2 separate regions of the Homo sapiens genome follow, and region 1 is linked to region 2. The links are chromatin loops, found by intact Hi-C in ENCODE. Cell type or tissue: endothelial cell of umbilical vein. All regions are shown on one strand.

Evidence for each region. Peaks named below come from ENCODE experiments on the same cell type or tissue, not always from the same donor. Only the 100,000 strongest peaks of a DNase experiment are listed, where the experiment ranks them.
Region 1: it touches region 2 in a loop (11-fold over the local background); 4 of 110 quality-filtered maps call a loop at or near these places.

The regions. Positions count from the first base shown.
Region 1 is chr7:135,618,225-135,626,224 of GRCh38, forward strand. It overlaps NUP205 (nucleoporin 205), which reads left to right. Exons shown (of 43, transcript NM_015135.3): 28 at 188-379; 29 at 1,199-1,466; 30 at 1,566-1,664; 31 at 4,553-4,701; 32 at 6,940-7,131. Among named protein-coding and RNA genes, the nearest start is that of STMP1, 40 kb to the right of the region's middle. In endothelial cell of umbilical vein, a CTCF peak has its summit at 3,202 (motif pointing right); a DNase peak (open chromatin) is centred at 3,217.
Region 2 is chr7:135,277,284-135,285,283 of GRCh38, forward strand. The region is part of intron 3 of LOC107984123 (a long non-coding RNA gene); the gene reads right to left. It also overlaps the pseudogene SLC23A4P. Among named protein-coding and RNA genes, the nearest start is that of STRA8, 47 kb to the left of the region's middle. In endothelial cell of umbilical vein, a CTCF peak has its summit at 4,392 (motif pointing right); a DNase peak (open chromatin) is centred at 4,408; H3K27ac peaks cover 440 bases.

The DNA of each region.
Region 1 (8,000 bases), 340 kb after region 2:
CATACACACACATACACACCTTATATGTTAATATTTTTTATAGCCCTGGCTACTGAAATAATATGAAAAGATACCTGCTTCCTGGCATGCATGTAGTAGGTTTCCAAATAAATATTTTCTGAGTAACTGACAGATAACTGATCTTATTTGCCTGTTTAACCTTGTGATTCAATTCCTGTGGCTTTAGGAAATCAGCACTGTACTTCAGTATGTGGTAGGAAGAAATAAATTGCTGCAGTGTCTTCATGCAAAACGTCATGCTCTGGAGTCGTGGAGGCAACTAGTAGAAATTATACTGACAGCTTGTCCCCAGGACCTCATTCAGGCAGAGGATCGACAACTGATTATTCGTGATATTTTACAAGATGTGCATGATAAGGTGACGTACTTCCTAAAATACTTTATACTGCTGAACGAATGTATCATTTAAACAAATATATTTTGGCATCCTAATTGTTTTCCATTTTCGATTGGGAGTAAAATAGAATTGTGCAATACCAACGTTAAGACTTTCCTTGAGAAAGGGATTAATTCTGTACAGTAGTGGCTCTCAACCAGAGTGTGTGTCTGAGTTATCTCGGGAGCTTTGTAAAAATTCACATGGACAGAGCCCACCCCAGACCTACTGAATGTAGTGGTGAGACCATTTATGTGAATTTCAAAAAGAAAACCTCCCTAGGGAATTCTGATAGGAATCCCTTCTGGTTAAGAACACCCATTACCTAGCATCATGTTTAAATTTCTCTGTATATATTAGATTCCTTTCTTTCTTTCTTTCTTTCTTGACTAATTTCTGTATTCCATTCTTATATTGTTACCATAGTTGACAAGCTAAATGTATATAAAACTTGTTAATGGGCTGTGTGCAGTGATTCATGCCTGCAATCCCAGAACTTTGAGAGGCCAAGGTGGGAGGATCACTGGAGCCCAGGAGTTTGAGACCAACCTGGGCAACATAGTGAGATTCCATCTCTACGAGCATGATGGTGTGCACCTGTAGTCACAGTTGCGGGAGGCTGAGGTGGGAAGACCTCCTGAGCCCAGGAGGTCAAGGCTGAAGTGAGCTGAGATTATGCTACTGCACTCCAGCCTCGGTGACAGAGCGAGACCCTGTCTTCAAAAAAAAAAAGCTATGAAATTTGTTAATGATTATAGCTGAAAGCAGGATTCTCACTCTAATTTGCCCTTGTCCTTTAAGATACTGGATGATGAAGCTGCGCAAGAGTTAATGCCTGTGGTCGCCGGGGCAGTGTTCACACTGACTGCTCACCTAAGCCAGGCCGTCCTCACTGAACAGAAGGAAACATCAGTCTTGGGACCAGCAGAGGCCCATTACGCTTTTATGCTTGATAGTTGCTTCACCTCACCTCCTCCTGAAGAGAACCCATTAGTGGGTTTTGCTTCTATTGGAGATTCTTCACTTTACATCATATTGAAGAAACTGTTAGACTTCATTTTGAAGACAGGTTTTTTTCATTTAAATTGTCTATAAATTCTATCTTTTGTATTTGTTTTAACTTTAATTGAGAAAAGATTTTCATTTGACATCTTCCTAATCTCCCTAGGTGGTGGATTCCAACGAGTGAGGACTCACTTGTATGGCTCTCTGCTTTATTACTTACAGATTGCCCAGAGACCTGATGAACCAGACACCTTAGAAGCAGGTAGAATGAGATCAATTCCTAATCTTTTCTGGATTGGGAGATGGTTACTTTAAATTGAAAAAAAAAATCACTTCTCCATCTTTTGACTAATCACAACTGTAAAAAATGAGTGTTAGTGTCATTTTTAAAGCATTTACTCAAAAGTTGAGGAAGAATGTTTAGTTTTTAAGAATTATGAAGTAGTACATGAGTACTACTTTTAAGATAACCTTCAAATAATACTTTAGCTTTATATACTTCTGTAACTCCCTCACTTGCCTCAAGTCCGACTGAACAGTGTGCTCTACATAGAATGGTCCAATGTCTTTCTTTCCTTTGTGCTACATCAGAGTACTTATCTAGTTGATTCTTTTAAAATATCTCGGCCTGGCATGGTGGCTCACGCCTGTAATCCTAGCACTTTGGGAGGCCGAGGCCTGTGGATCACCTGAGGTCAGGAGTTCGAGACCAGCTTGGCCAATATGGTGAAACCCCATCTCTACTAAAAATCAGAAAATTAGCAGCCATGGTGGCAGGCATCTGTAATCCCAGCTACTCAGGAGGCTGAAGCAGGAGAATCGCTTGAACCCAGGAGGCAGAGGTTTCCCAGATTGCGCCACTGCCCTCCAGCCTGGGCAACAAGAGTGAAACTCTGTCTCAAAAAGAAACACAAAAGTCTTTGTTATTCCATGATATGGATGAAACACTTATCTGCCATTTTCCTTATTCACAGGCATTTCAATTGTTTCTAAATTTTTATTACAAAAATGCTACATCAACTTTTTTTATATGCCTATATTTCTCAAAAAGGATACTGCTTAATGGTGGAATTTCCATGTGTAAAAGTATGTACTTTTATTTTAAAAAGATTCAAATGAATGACCTTCTCCAGTATAAACTCATCAATAGTATACATGTATCTTTTTGTACTAGTGAGGTTTTGTTTGGATAAATTCCAAGAAGTGGAATTTCTTGGTCAAAAGTTAGGCACATTTAAAATATTGCTAAATGCTGCTTTCTAAAAAGTTAGCATTTTTAATTGAAACTAATCTTAAGACATGAAAATGTTATTAAGTGTTCAACACATCAGTATATAATGCTTTATATACTTTATAGACATTTGATGTTCAATCAAGTTATTCAGAGTTATTCTGCCATTTGTTAAGAAGTTGTCAGAGCACCTTCTGATAATGGATTTTCTTTGGGCTCTTCACCTTTGTGAGTGTTATTTTGTATACACTGTTAAAAACCACTGTGTACGTAAGGTTGACTTGATCTCATTATCCTTATGGTGGTTGTATTTTATGCCATACATAGTACCCTATAAGGTAGTAATAGCCAAATGGTAGATTTATAGGCATGTAGCACCCACATAAATAATGCATGAGAATATTTGTAAGATGAGGAAAAATAACAGAATAGTTTAGAGAAGTTTTTTAAGCAAACATGAGCTTCTTTTAAGAAAAGAGATAGTAATGGGATTTCTCCACTCAGCACCTCCCACATTTTTCTTTTGTGTGTGTGTTTTTCTTAACATTCCATTTAGTTGAATTGGCCAAGTCACCACTTAACCACTAGGTGGGGCTCTACAATAGGCTTTTTATAAGAAGTCATCAAGATGCCAATTTAAAAACTGCTGCTATGTAGCAGTTGGAAAAAATGAGATTAGTTTCCAATACAAGTTATTGCTTTATTTAATGTACTTGTGAAATTTTTAAAGAGTCTCACATAAGAGTATGTTTGTGGGTCTTACATAAAATGTATGATCATACTGTTCCTAATCATTGTATAATGGTTGTGCTTTTATTTTTATAATAGGTGTGCTTTTATTTTTAATAAGTATTTCAACTAAAAAAAAGAATAAAAATATCTGATTTTTTTGGAGGCAAATTTTTGTCTACATTGTACCTGATCCTTTCTAGCTAAATTTTCTTTTCTTTTCTTTTGTTTTTTGAGACAGAGCTTCACTCTGTAGCCCAAGCTGGAGTACAGCGGTGCGATCTCAGCTCACTGCAACCTCCACCTCCTGGGTTCAAGTGATTCTCCTGCCTCAGCCTCCCCAGTAACTGGGATTATAGGTGTGCACCACCACGCCCCACTAATTTTTTGTATTTTTAGTAGAGACGGGGTTTCACCATGTTGGCCAGGCTGGTTTTGAACTCCTGTCCTCAAGTGATCCACCGCCTCGGCCTCCCAAAGTGCTAGGATTACAGGTGTGAGCCACCACGCCTGGCAATTTTAAAAGATCTCAATAAAAGATAAAAGATTGATTAGCGGCTGGGCACGGTGGCTCACACCTGTAATCCCAGCACTTTGGGAGGCCAAGGCAGGCAGATCACGAGGTCAGGAGATCAAGACCATCCTGGCCAACATGATGAAACCCCATCTGTACTAAAAATACAAAAATTAGCTGGGCATGGTGGCATGCACCTGTAGTCCCAGCTACTGGGGAGGCTGAGGCAGGAGAATCGCTTGAACCTGGGAGGTGGAGGCTGCAGTGAGCCAAGATCATGCCACTGCACTCCAGCCTGGAGACAGAGCCAGGCTCTGTCTCAAAAAAAAAAAGAAGGAAAAAAAAAAAGACTGATGAGCAGGATAAATACAGGACGTTGGTTCTCATGGAGTCTTGTAATTCATTTTGATCTCTTTCAGAATGATTTATCCTTTTCCAGGTACAATTATTATCTTAGTGTTATGAAACATGCATGAAATAGGTGCATTGTGTTATTAGAGTTAACCTGCTTGGACCCACCGGTCAGTGGGCCTTTGTGTACAAGCAGTGATGGAAGGATTTTTTTGTTGCGTTTTTTTTTTTTCTTCCTTAGCTCATACCTAGCATGTGAGGTATAATTACTCAGTTATTACACTGCTTTTTACTGGAGTGTTTTTTTCTGTTTTAATCCTTTTAGCCAAGAAAACCATGTGGGAAAGGCTGACAGCCCCTGAAGATGTATTTAGCAAATTACAGCGAGAAAACATAGCCATTATTGAAAGTTATGGCGCCGCCCTCATGGAAGTGGTCTGTCGAGATGCTTGTGATGGTCATGAGATTGGAAGGGTAAAGCAACTCTTATTTAGTATTATAATTGAATAAGTATTTTGACTTATTAAGGTATAAACTGATTCACGGCTGGGTGTGGTGCCTCATGCCTGTAATCTCAGTGCTTTCGAAGGCCAAGGTGGGTGGATTTCTTGAGTATAGGAGTTTGAGACTAGCCTGGGCAACATGGTGAAACCCCGTCTCTACAAAAAATACAAAAAATTAGCCAGCCATGGTGGCATGCACCTGTAGTCCCAGTTACTTGGGAGGCTGAGGTGGGAAAATTGCATGAGCCCAGGAGGCAGAGGTTGCTTGCGGTGAGCTGTGATCGAGGCACTTCACTCCAGCCTGGGCTGCAGAGTGAGACCCTGCTGCAAAAAATAAAATAAAATAAATTGATTCAACTTTTAATAATGTATGGTACATATTAAGAATCATTTTTTATAATATACTGTATTTTCTTATTTGCTATAATTTGAGACTTCTGTTTTATTTATTCATATGTTGTGTTTAATTTTGTTAGAATCTTAATTCAGAATTGCCTTTCAGAATTATCTTCTTGCTAATTTTGAGGTTGACTGGTAGAAACAACAGAAACGCTGCTTAATAAAGATCTTTGGTTAAGAGAATGCTGAATAAATTGCCTTGTACTGAATAGATCTTTGTCTGCCTAATTGCTTTGTGGAGAATTTGTATTTATATTTCTTGTACAGTATGGTGGCACACTGGTAATGATGCAGTGAGAAGATAACTTCTTCTTAATGGAAAATTATGTAGCAAAATTATGTAGCAATTAAATCATGTTTTTGAAGACCATAGGAAATAGGATTTTAAAAAATAAACTGGCATAACCTTTTAGTTACGTTTCTTTGTTTGTTTGTTTGTTTGTTTTTGAGATGGAGTCTCGCTCTGTCGCCCCGGCTAGAGTGTAGTGGCGCAATCTCGGCTCACTGCAAGCTCCGCCTCCCGAGTTCACGCCATTCTCCTGCCTCAGCCTCCCAAGTAGCTGGAACTACAGGCGCCCGCCACTACGCCTGGCTAATTTTTTGTAGTTTTAGTAGAGACGGGGTTTCACCATGTTAGCCAGGATGGTCTCGATCTCCTGACCTCGTGATCCTCCCGCCTCGGCCTCCCAAAGTGCTGGGGTTACAGGCATGAGCCACCACACCCGGCCACCTTTTAAGTTATGTTTTAAAAATTTTAAAATATTTGTATGCATAGAAAAAATACTGGTAGGAGACAGACCAAAATGGATGAACTGTATTTATCAGATTGTGTAGTTATTACTTTTTTTTTCTTTTTTCTTTTTATTGAGACAGAGTCTTGCTCTGTTGCCCAGACTAGAGTGCAGTGGCATGATCTCGGCTCACTGCAACCTCTGCCTCCCAGGTTCAAGCAATTCTCCTGCCTCAGCCTCCCGAGTAGCTGGGATTACAGGCATGCACCACCATGCTGGGGTAATTTTTATTTTTATTTTTATTTTTTTTGAGACAGAGTCTCGCTTTGTCACCCAGGCTGGAGTGCAGTGGCACGATCTCGGCTCACTGCAACCTCTGCCTCCCAGGTTCAAGTGATTCTTTGCCTCAGCCTTCCGAGTAGCTCAGATTACAGGTGCCCACCACCACGCCCAGCTAATTTTTTTTGTATTTGTAGTAGAGATGGAGTTTCACCATCCTGGCCAGGTTGGTCTTGAACTCCTGACCTCGTGATCCACCCGCCTTGGCCTCCCAAAATGCTGGGATTACAGGCGTGAGCCACCGCTCCCGGCCTAATTTTTTTAATGGCCAGGCTTGTCTCGGATTCCTGACAAGTGCTCCACCTGCCTCTGCCTCCCTAAGTGTTGGGATACAGGGGTGAGCCACTGTGCCCAACCTAGTTATTATTTTTCTGTGTTTTCTGTAATGAGCATTATAAAACTTCACAGTGAGAAAAAACAGCTGTTAAAAAAATTTCTTTTCTCTAACAAGCAATGTTAGAGTCTACTAAAATACATCTAATGCCACTAGTTTAACGTGTTAGGTTTTGTTTTGGAAATACATCTTTACCTGAGAGCTTTCCTTTATTGATAAATTGAGGTTCTGGAGCCATAGTTTTTAACTTCTCAAAAAAAAATAAAAAGGAAATTTTGTTGCAAGTAACATTCTCTTTATGAAAAACATTCTTCATATTTCATATCTGATGTCAGATAAATTCAGTTACTGTTGTTGATTTTGGTAGCATCTACATGTTTTGGACTTTAATTTATTCTTCCTTCAGATGCTGGCCCTGGCTCTACTTGATAGAATTGTCTCCGTGGATAAACAGCAGCAGTGGCTTTTGTATCTTTCTAACAGTGGCTACTTGAAGGTCCTCGTAGACAGCTTGGTAGAAGATGACCGTACTTTGCAGAGCTTACTCACCCCACAGCCTCCCCTTTTAAAAGCACTTTATACTTATGAATCTAAAATGGTAAGGCTTTCTAGACATTTGATGTTAGATCAAGAAGTCGTTTTCTCTTGGCTATAGATGTATTAAAGAAAATTAATGTGGCATACATTCTGAATATTTCTATCATAAGCTGGAATCCTTTTTTAAGGAGTTTTAAACTTTGGAATCTTCCTAGTGTGCAAAAGATGAGTGAAATGATCCTCAAAGGGATAGCTGGATAATGGGACTGCTGCTTCCCTCACTCACTCAGGTTGCTCATGATGGCAATATGACAGCCAGTGCTCCGTGAGGACAGAGCAAAATTGTCCTCTCACAATACAATTTAGACTATAGTAGTTGCCTATTGAAAATTTCCATGTAGATATGCTAGTTCTATTCTAAACACAGCATTTTCAATATAGTATATAATTCATTGTTTCTTTGCCTGCAAATCTGTTTTAATTTCTTTTTCCTCCTAGTTAAAAGGATCACAAATGTTACGATAATAGAAGCACTGAAATTTTAGATTCTTCATTTACTCCTTTTTCCTCCTTCATTTATTTAACAGGTATTTATTAAATACCTGCAAAACGGCAGGCATGGCACTAGGTACTAGAGACACAGCTGTTAGCAAAACAGACAAAATTCCTTGCCCTCCATGGGCCCACATGATAATAACAGGACCCACACTGTAAACGAATACTTGAATCATGCAAGCTACTGTCTGTGGGCGCTTTAGATATGTTGAACACTGAGTCCTCATGAAAATCCTAGGAAGAAAGCGGTATAATGTAACCTGTCACTAGCCCAGATTTCTCTTCAGTGATAACTAAGGATGAGAAATTTGCCATCAAAGTGTTGCACTTTTCTCTGAGGCCCTTGGACATGATTTCAGCACTGATGATTTTTCT
Region 2 (8,000 bases):
CACTAGGCAGTTAGTTGGAGCAACGGCCAAGGAGCAGATGAAACCCATGAGAAAGCCAGTCAGGCCTGAGAAGCCCACCAGCATCCGGACACAGGAAGTGACCATGATAGCACCCTGCAGCCGAAGGGGAGAAGTGCTCAGGACTGTGGGCCTCAGCGCGGCCCAGGCCACCGTAACAGTCCCGGAGGCTGCAGCCCCTAGGCGCGGCCCAGGCCACCGTGACAGTTCTGGATGCTGCAGCCCATGGTGAAATCTGGTGACCCCTAGGCGGTTCTTAGGCAGTGCAGGGGCAAAGCTGGACCCCAAAGGAACTGAGAGAAGGAGAACTCTGATTTCCCTCCTCCCTCCAGTCTGTATTTCCAACTGCGTGTTGGACTTTTTCGCTGAACAAAGCTTTTCAGGAAATAGGCTTCAAAATTAATTATTGATTGTAGTCACAATGATGATGATGTTGGCGACTCCCAACACTAGCACACTCGGTCGTGTATTGAACATCTTGCTGCAGCATTTTTCTGTTTTCCTAGTTTCTATTGCAGAGGTCGGGAAACTTTCTGGGTTTCTTTGTTTTGTTTGGTTTTGTTTTGTTTGTTTGTTTTGACGGAATCTCACTCTGTCACCCAGGATGAAGCGCAGTGGCACGATCTCAGCTCACTGCAACCTCCGCCTCCCGGGTTCAAGCGATTCTCCTGCCTCAGCCCCCTGAATAACTGGGATGACAGGTGCGCGCCACCATGCCCGGCTAATTTTTTTTTTTATTTTTAGTAGAGACAGGGTTTCACTATGTTGGTCAGGCTGGTCTTGAACTCCTGACCTCGTGATCTGCCCGCCTGGGCCTCCCAAAGTGCTGGGATTGCAGGCGTGAGTCACCACGCCCGGCTATGCAAACTTTTTCTGTAAAGGACCAAAAAAGTGAATATTTTCAGCTTTATGCCCATACGGGCTCTGTCACAACTTTTCCAGACAAGATGTGAAGAAATGAGTGTAGCTGTGTTCCAATAAAACTTCACTTATAGACACTGACATTTGAATTTCAGATAATTCTGATGTGTCATGAAATGTTCTTCTTTTGATTTTTTTAACCACTTAAAATGTAAAACCATGCTTGGTCGTGGGCTGTCTGCTCTAAAGGAGGTGATGGGCCAGATCTGGCTCCTGGGCTGCAATTTGCCAACTTATCTGCTGGATTAAGTTTGCTTTATTTCCCCATTTTATTTTACTGTTTGGATGTTCGACTTGTTATTTTATTCTTTTAGAAGTTGCTCACAACTTTTTAATGTGAATTGTTCACTTAACACTGCCCATGGGTAAATAAAATGTCTAGTCTCCCATCAAATAGTACAGTGACCTTAGAAAACTTGAACTTCTACCACCATTCTGCTATTGTTGTCAAATATTTGTTTATTTTTCCACTGCCATTGCTCATTATTGTTTTTATTATATTTTCCTACAATTAGTGCTTATTTGGATTTACCTAGTACTGTGAAGTAAACGTTTGTGTTCCCTCAAAATTCATATGATGGTGTTTGAAGATGGAGCCTTTGGGAAGAAACTAGGTTTAGATGAGGTCATAAAGTGATATGGTTTGGCTGTGTCCCCACCCAAATCTCATCTTGAATTATAGCTTCTATAATTCTCACATGTTGTGGGAGGGACCTAGTGGGAGAACCGAATCATGGGGGTGGTTTCCCCCATACTGTTCTCATGGTAGTAAATAAGTCTCACAAGAGCTGATGATTTTATAAGGGGTTTCCCCTTTCACTTAGCTCTCATTCTCTCTTGCCTGCTGCCATGTAAGACGTGCCGTTCACCTTCCGCCATGATTGTGAGGCTTCCCCAGCCACCTGGAACTGTTTGGTCCATTAAACTTCTTTTTCTTGATAAATTACCCAGTCTTGGGTATGTCTTTATCAGCAGCATGAAAACAGACTAATACATAAGGGAAAAGCCCCTTTGATGGGCTTAGTACCCTTATAAAGAGAAGAGATTTTTCTCTGTCTTCTCTCCTCTCTCTCTCTGCATGTACCAAGGAAAGTCTTTGTGAGGACACAGCTAGAAGGTGGCCATCTGCAAGCCAGGAAAGGAGCACCCCTCAGAAGCTGACCATGCTGGCATCCAGATCTCAGACTTCCAGCCTCCAGTACTGTGAAAAAATAAATTTCAGTTGTTCAAGCCACCCAGTCTATGGTTGGTTTTTGTTTTTGTTTTGTAAAGACAGGGTCTCACTATGTTGCCCAGGCTGGTCTCGAACTCCTGGACTCAAGCAATCTTCTGGCCTTAGCCTATGAAGTAGCTGGGACTACAGACATATACAGGCACTGCACCCAGCTATAGTATTTTGTTGTGGCAGCCCAAGCTGACTAACCCACCTATGTTTTCTACCCATATGTTCCTCTGCTCACTTATAGCTTCTTTTCCACCACTCTTTCATTCGAGATTCCATTTCCTTTTTCCTGAAGTTTAGCTTTTAATAATTATTTTAATAAGGGTCTGTGACTGATAAACTCTTAGTCTTCGTTTACCTGAAAATGTCTTTATTTTGCTATCAGTGTTGCCTGATGTGGGGTTCTACAGTGGGATAGAATTCTAGGATGATAATATTTTCTCTTAGCATTTTGAAAATATTCCATTGTCTTCCAGCCTCTACCGTTGCTAGTGAGAAGGCTGCTAACTGTCCAATTGCTATTCTTTTGTAGGCATTTTTTTCTGTCTTATTACTTTTAAGATTTTTCTCTTTGTATTTGTATTGCAGTTTCATTATGATATATCTAATTGTAGACTTAATTGTTTATTACACTTGGGACTACATGTGCTTTTAAAATCTGAATATTCATATTTATCTGTTCCAAAATAGTATTAGCCATTATATCACTTCTAATACTATCACTTTTCCATTTTCTCATTATCACTTTCAGGAATTCCTGTTAGAAACATGCTGGACTTCTCAGTCTAGCTTCACATTTCTTAACTTCTGTTTCATATTTCTCATCCTCTATTTCACATTTCCCATCTTTTTATCTCTCAGTGCTGCATTCTGGATTATTTCCTTAGATAATCTTTCAATTCATGAATATCTCTTTAGCTGTGTCTAAATGCTGTTTAACTCATTAAATGCATTTTTTAATTGCAGTGACTTTATTTGTTTTTATTACTAAACTTCTATTTGGTTCTATGTTCAAATTTCCTTGTTCTTGTTTCATTTTATCTTCTAGATTATGGTTTCTATTGCTTCTTGAGTCTCTTTAATTATTTTAAACATATTGATTTACTATTATCTTTTAAATTGTTCTATTAGCTCTGGATTCTACTGATTCTCTCTCATAATACATTATTACCTGGTGTGAAATGACAAAATTTATGTCTGTGAACTCTTCTTCAGGGGCATTCTTTTTCTTCCCTGTGTCTTACGTGCTTTAGAATGTGGAAATATCCCTAAAGAATAATTGTACATTTTCTTCTGTGAGAACCACAGGTATTTTATTGGCAGGACCAGTTTTAGCTTTAATTTCTGAGCTTGCAAATCTTTCCACCACACCCATATGTGTTCACGTGTTGTAGAGTTGGAGTCCTTATTTTTCATGCAACTCCATATTCTAACACTTCCCACAGACCTCTAGGAAGAATAAAAGTTTCCTTGTTTATTCCCTGGAATGGTAGCGTTATTATTTCCCACGCTCACTGAAGTGGGTGCTCTTCCAGATCCCAGTTGATCATTACAACCCAAGCTCCTAGCCTTCGGTCCTATATCTGGGTCTGATTCTTTACCTAACCATCATAAGCCACATGATCCTGGCTATAATTCCCATCTTTGTTTCTAGAAAGTAAGGTTTTCCTCCTTGGTTTTGAACTTGATTCTGGATTTAATAACCGTTCATCCAGCATTTTCAGGTGTTGGTAATGTTTGTGGGTTCTATGTTAGCTCAAACTACCATGATACTGGAGGATGACGTTTAAATTGGTCTAAGGTGTTGAAAACTGAATTTGCCGTTTCTTCCCACGGTTTTCTACTTTTTCTGCAACCACCATTCCCGCAAAACAGAATCATCTTTCACTTTTCCCTCTCCACTACTTCTTGCATCCCAATGAGTAATGATAATCCTGTTGGTTCCATATTGCTGTCACTTTCATCTGTGGCTAGTATTGTGCTGTATAATTGGTCGGCTGACCGTCAGTGGTTTCAAACCTTGAGATGTGTGTGGATCAGTATAACTTAGTGAAACATGAGGAATCTATCTTCCCTTCCAATAGGCTGACTCGGTGAATAAAACCAATCAATCATCAATTAATAAGATGAAGTTGCAATTAGCAAGAACTTTCTCGTGTTTACAGCACTGGTGAAAAACATTGGCCCAGCAGAGGGAGCTAAAATACCACAGCTAAGACCCCAGGTTTGTGACACACTGTGTTGGACACTTGGGGGCAGTGTGGGTGAAGATGGCTCCCTTAGACCTGGGCCCTCTGTTTCAGAGCAACGATTGGCAAACTTTTTCCGTAAAAGGCCAGATAGTAAATATTTTAGAATTTGTAGGCCACATGTAGTTTCTGATGCACGATCTTTTTGTAAAACAACCTTTAAAAGCATTCTTAGTTCATGGGCCATTAAAGGAAAAGAGGTCACAGGCTGGATTTGGTCCAAGAGCCATATTTTGCAAACTGCTTTAGAGGATTCTACATATCACAAGCACAAAAGTAAACAGCAAATGTATTAAAGAAAATAAGAATGCCTCTGTCACTTGGAATCTAGTCCTCAGTGCTGGCAGGGCATGACCCAAATCCCTAAACATCCACTCTCACTACTGATACTGTTCAGGCCCCCAGGAACATTCCTTTCCATAACTGTTGTCCACCGTCCTCAAAACACAAGGCAACTGCTTCTAAATGCACTGAAGTTTTCTGTTTTTGCATTTTTAGACAGAGTCTTGCTCTGTTGCCCAGGCTGGACGGCAATGGCACAATCTCGTCTCACTGCAACCTTTGCCTCTCAGGTTCCAGAGATTCTCGTGTCTCAGCCTCCCGAGTAGCTGGGACTACAGGCGTGCACCATCACACCCGGCTAATTTTTGTATTTTTCATATAGATGGGGTTTCATCATGTTGGCCAGACTGATCTCAAACTGCTGACCTCAGGTGATCTGCCCGCCTCAGCCTCCCAAAGTGCTGGAATTATAGGCATGAGCCAACACACCCAGCCATACTGAAGTTTTTTCAGTTGTTCCATTGCAGTGATAGAGGCAGACATTGCATTAAAATACAGGAAGGATTTGAGCAGCAGAAGGGCTTAACTAGGAGTAAAGACGAATTAACTTGTCAGATCTTATTTCTTGGGAAGTAGGAAGGCAACAGATTCTTACATAAGGAATCGTAGTTCTCAGCGGGGCTGAGTGTAGGGAAACCCTGCCCTGGAATCTAGCAGAGCAGATGCCCAGTTTTAATTTGGATTTACCAAAGCCAAGTATAGGCTCCCCGGGGGACAGCAAAAAGCAACAAAAACAGGAAACCCCACAAACCCACAAACTGCATGTGTGCTGTGATTCATTCTATTGATGATACGATATGAATAGACTTCGCTGAAGAACTTCTTGATTTGGAAAAGGTAGTGCAGCACATACCGCTCTGAGATTGGACAACCGACCTGGCAAAACTCCAGGCCCCACCAGCTTGACGGGTGAAGGCCTTAGGTATATCTTGGTCTAGAGCTACATGGAACAGTTCTTTAAAGCTTGAAATGCCTTGTTAACTCTGGGTCCACCCTGAGATAAAAAGGAAGGACAGGAATTTGATGAGGCAATTGAGTCTACTTACATCTGGCTGTACTTTTGGACTATATGTCAGAGTACAGGCACATGCAAAAAGGCTGTCGTTGAAAGTAGAGAAGAGTAACAGAAGGTTCTAGCTGAAATTCACAAGTTAGGGCTCAGATTGGTCTATTGCATCCTCACAGGCACAGTGCTCCTGAGCTATGGGAAGTGTTGGTGATGGAGTCTACGCTGAATGAGGACTGACCCTGCAAAAGACAGGTGTCCAGCACTGCCATGGGGCTTTTGGTGCAGATGTGGCCCAAGGCAGCTACTCAACCACTCTGCCTTTGAAAGACCATTACCAAGCAGTCCACCACTGGGCATTGTTTGGGGTTAGACCACTAATGAATAAGCAAATAAGTGTAAATCAGAGATGTCAATCATGTCTTGAGTGATGTCAGAAAGACATTCTAATGAGGAACGGCCTGATAAACAAAATGTGTTGATTACAGGGAAATAGTCATATTCAGGAAAAAAAAAGACAATTACCCAGGAAAGATACATAATATCCACAAGCAAGTGATTTAGTCCCCATCCCCTAGGGCAGCCAAACCTCACAGTATAATCTAAATCCAGCAACAGAGACTTGGGCCCCATTGTACAAATCTTTGAATTCAAAAGCACTAGTTGGCATCTTTCTGAAGGTGGAACTCAATTAACTGGGAAAGGCTGGAACTAGAAGAATGCAACATTCTGTCCAGCCAACGGAAGGCCCCTGATAGAAGTATGGCAAGTCTAAGTCGGTCCAAAGGACCAAGGTGTGTATGACGTGGTAACTGTGCACATGCAAATCCTACCAGCAATTATACCATATGTAATTCCATGGATTCCTGGGCCATAGTTAATAAACTAACTGATCTGGCAAGTGAATCACAGAAAATGCTATTTACATTTCTTCCCTTTCATGGGACAGGACTTCATGGTTAAATTTTAGAGACTGGTTGTTCATGTTGATGCCCCTTAGTCTTAAAAAGAGGGAAGTATGTCTTTGAATGTAGTCACTAGAGTCCACAAGATGACACCTTGGGCCACAAGCCATGCACACACACGCTCACAAACAACATAATCCCCACCTCCATCTGTTGCCACTTGTGTCACCCAGGACGGTCCAGATTGCCAACAGCAATGGGCTCATGTGCCTTTGGTGGGGGAATATATTTTGAGGGTTTATGGCCCATCACAGAGCTGGCAGGCTGCCTATCCTGGACATATCGCAGAGCAAGGGAAATTTAAAGACTTAAAAAACTGGTATTGACAATGTTTCTGGTTTGAGCTTTGCCCATTCTGCAACTAAAGATCTGACCCAGAGTACTATAAAAAGACTGGCAGCCCAGATCACCCACCAACATGATATCAACTTACACATCAACAGCTCAAGGATCACTTTTCACAGCATGAACGGGGCAAGAGTAGACCAAGAAATACAATCTCAAATGACCTCTTCATATTTCACATCACTTCTACAAAGCAGCACAGTTTTGAAAAAAATTGCAATGTGTGCTTGAAGGAACAAAATGATGGTGAGAAAGACACAGAGGCCTGGCTTTCCAGGGTAGGAGAAGCACGAGAGCAAGTCAACAGCGGAGCATTGTCTAAGGCATAGGTTGAGAAATGGAGAGATAAGGAAATCTTTCCAGGACTAGGGATTTGATTGTGTTCCCTAAAGTAGGAATAATACAAATTAATTTAATTTCACTTGTTGGAACCCTGAAGGCATTTATGAGTTGTACTGATAAATCTGGTATTTTCAAGATGCACCCAACCCAGTGGAGAGGACCCAGTTACAATATACTTATTAAGTCATTTGAAGGTACCTTGGGAAGGACACATGAAGTAGGTTTAATGGTGTTACTTTTGCTGCTCAGTATTTGAAGGATAACAGAGAAGGAATCCAATACTCCTCCTTTAATAGGAGCAAGGGAATGGGCTCAGGCATCCCAGTGGGGGGAGAAAAGATGGTAGCAGAAAGAACTGGAGCCACCAGAAATACTGCTGTACCAAATGATGCTACTTTTGCCCTTTACCTTTAAAATAAGTTGCTAGTAAAATTATTTCTTAGCAATATTTTTAGATATGTCTTCAGTCTTAGATGAGAGACGATGGCATCAGAGTTGATTCTACCAAACTGGAACACATTTAATGTTATTGTCTTGATAAAACTGGGCCCAGAGTACACTTGGCTGAGCTGGATGGGCAAGGAGGAGGG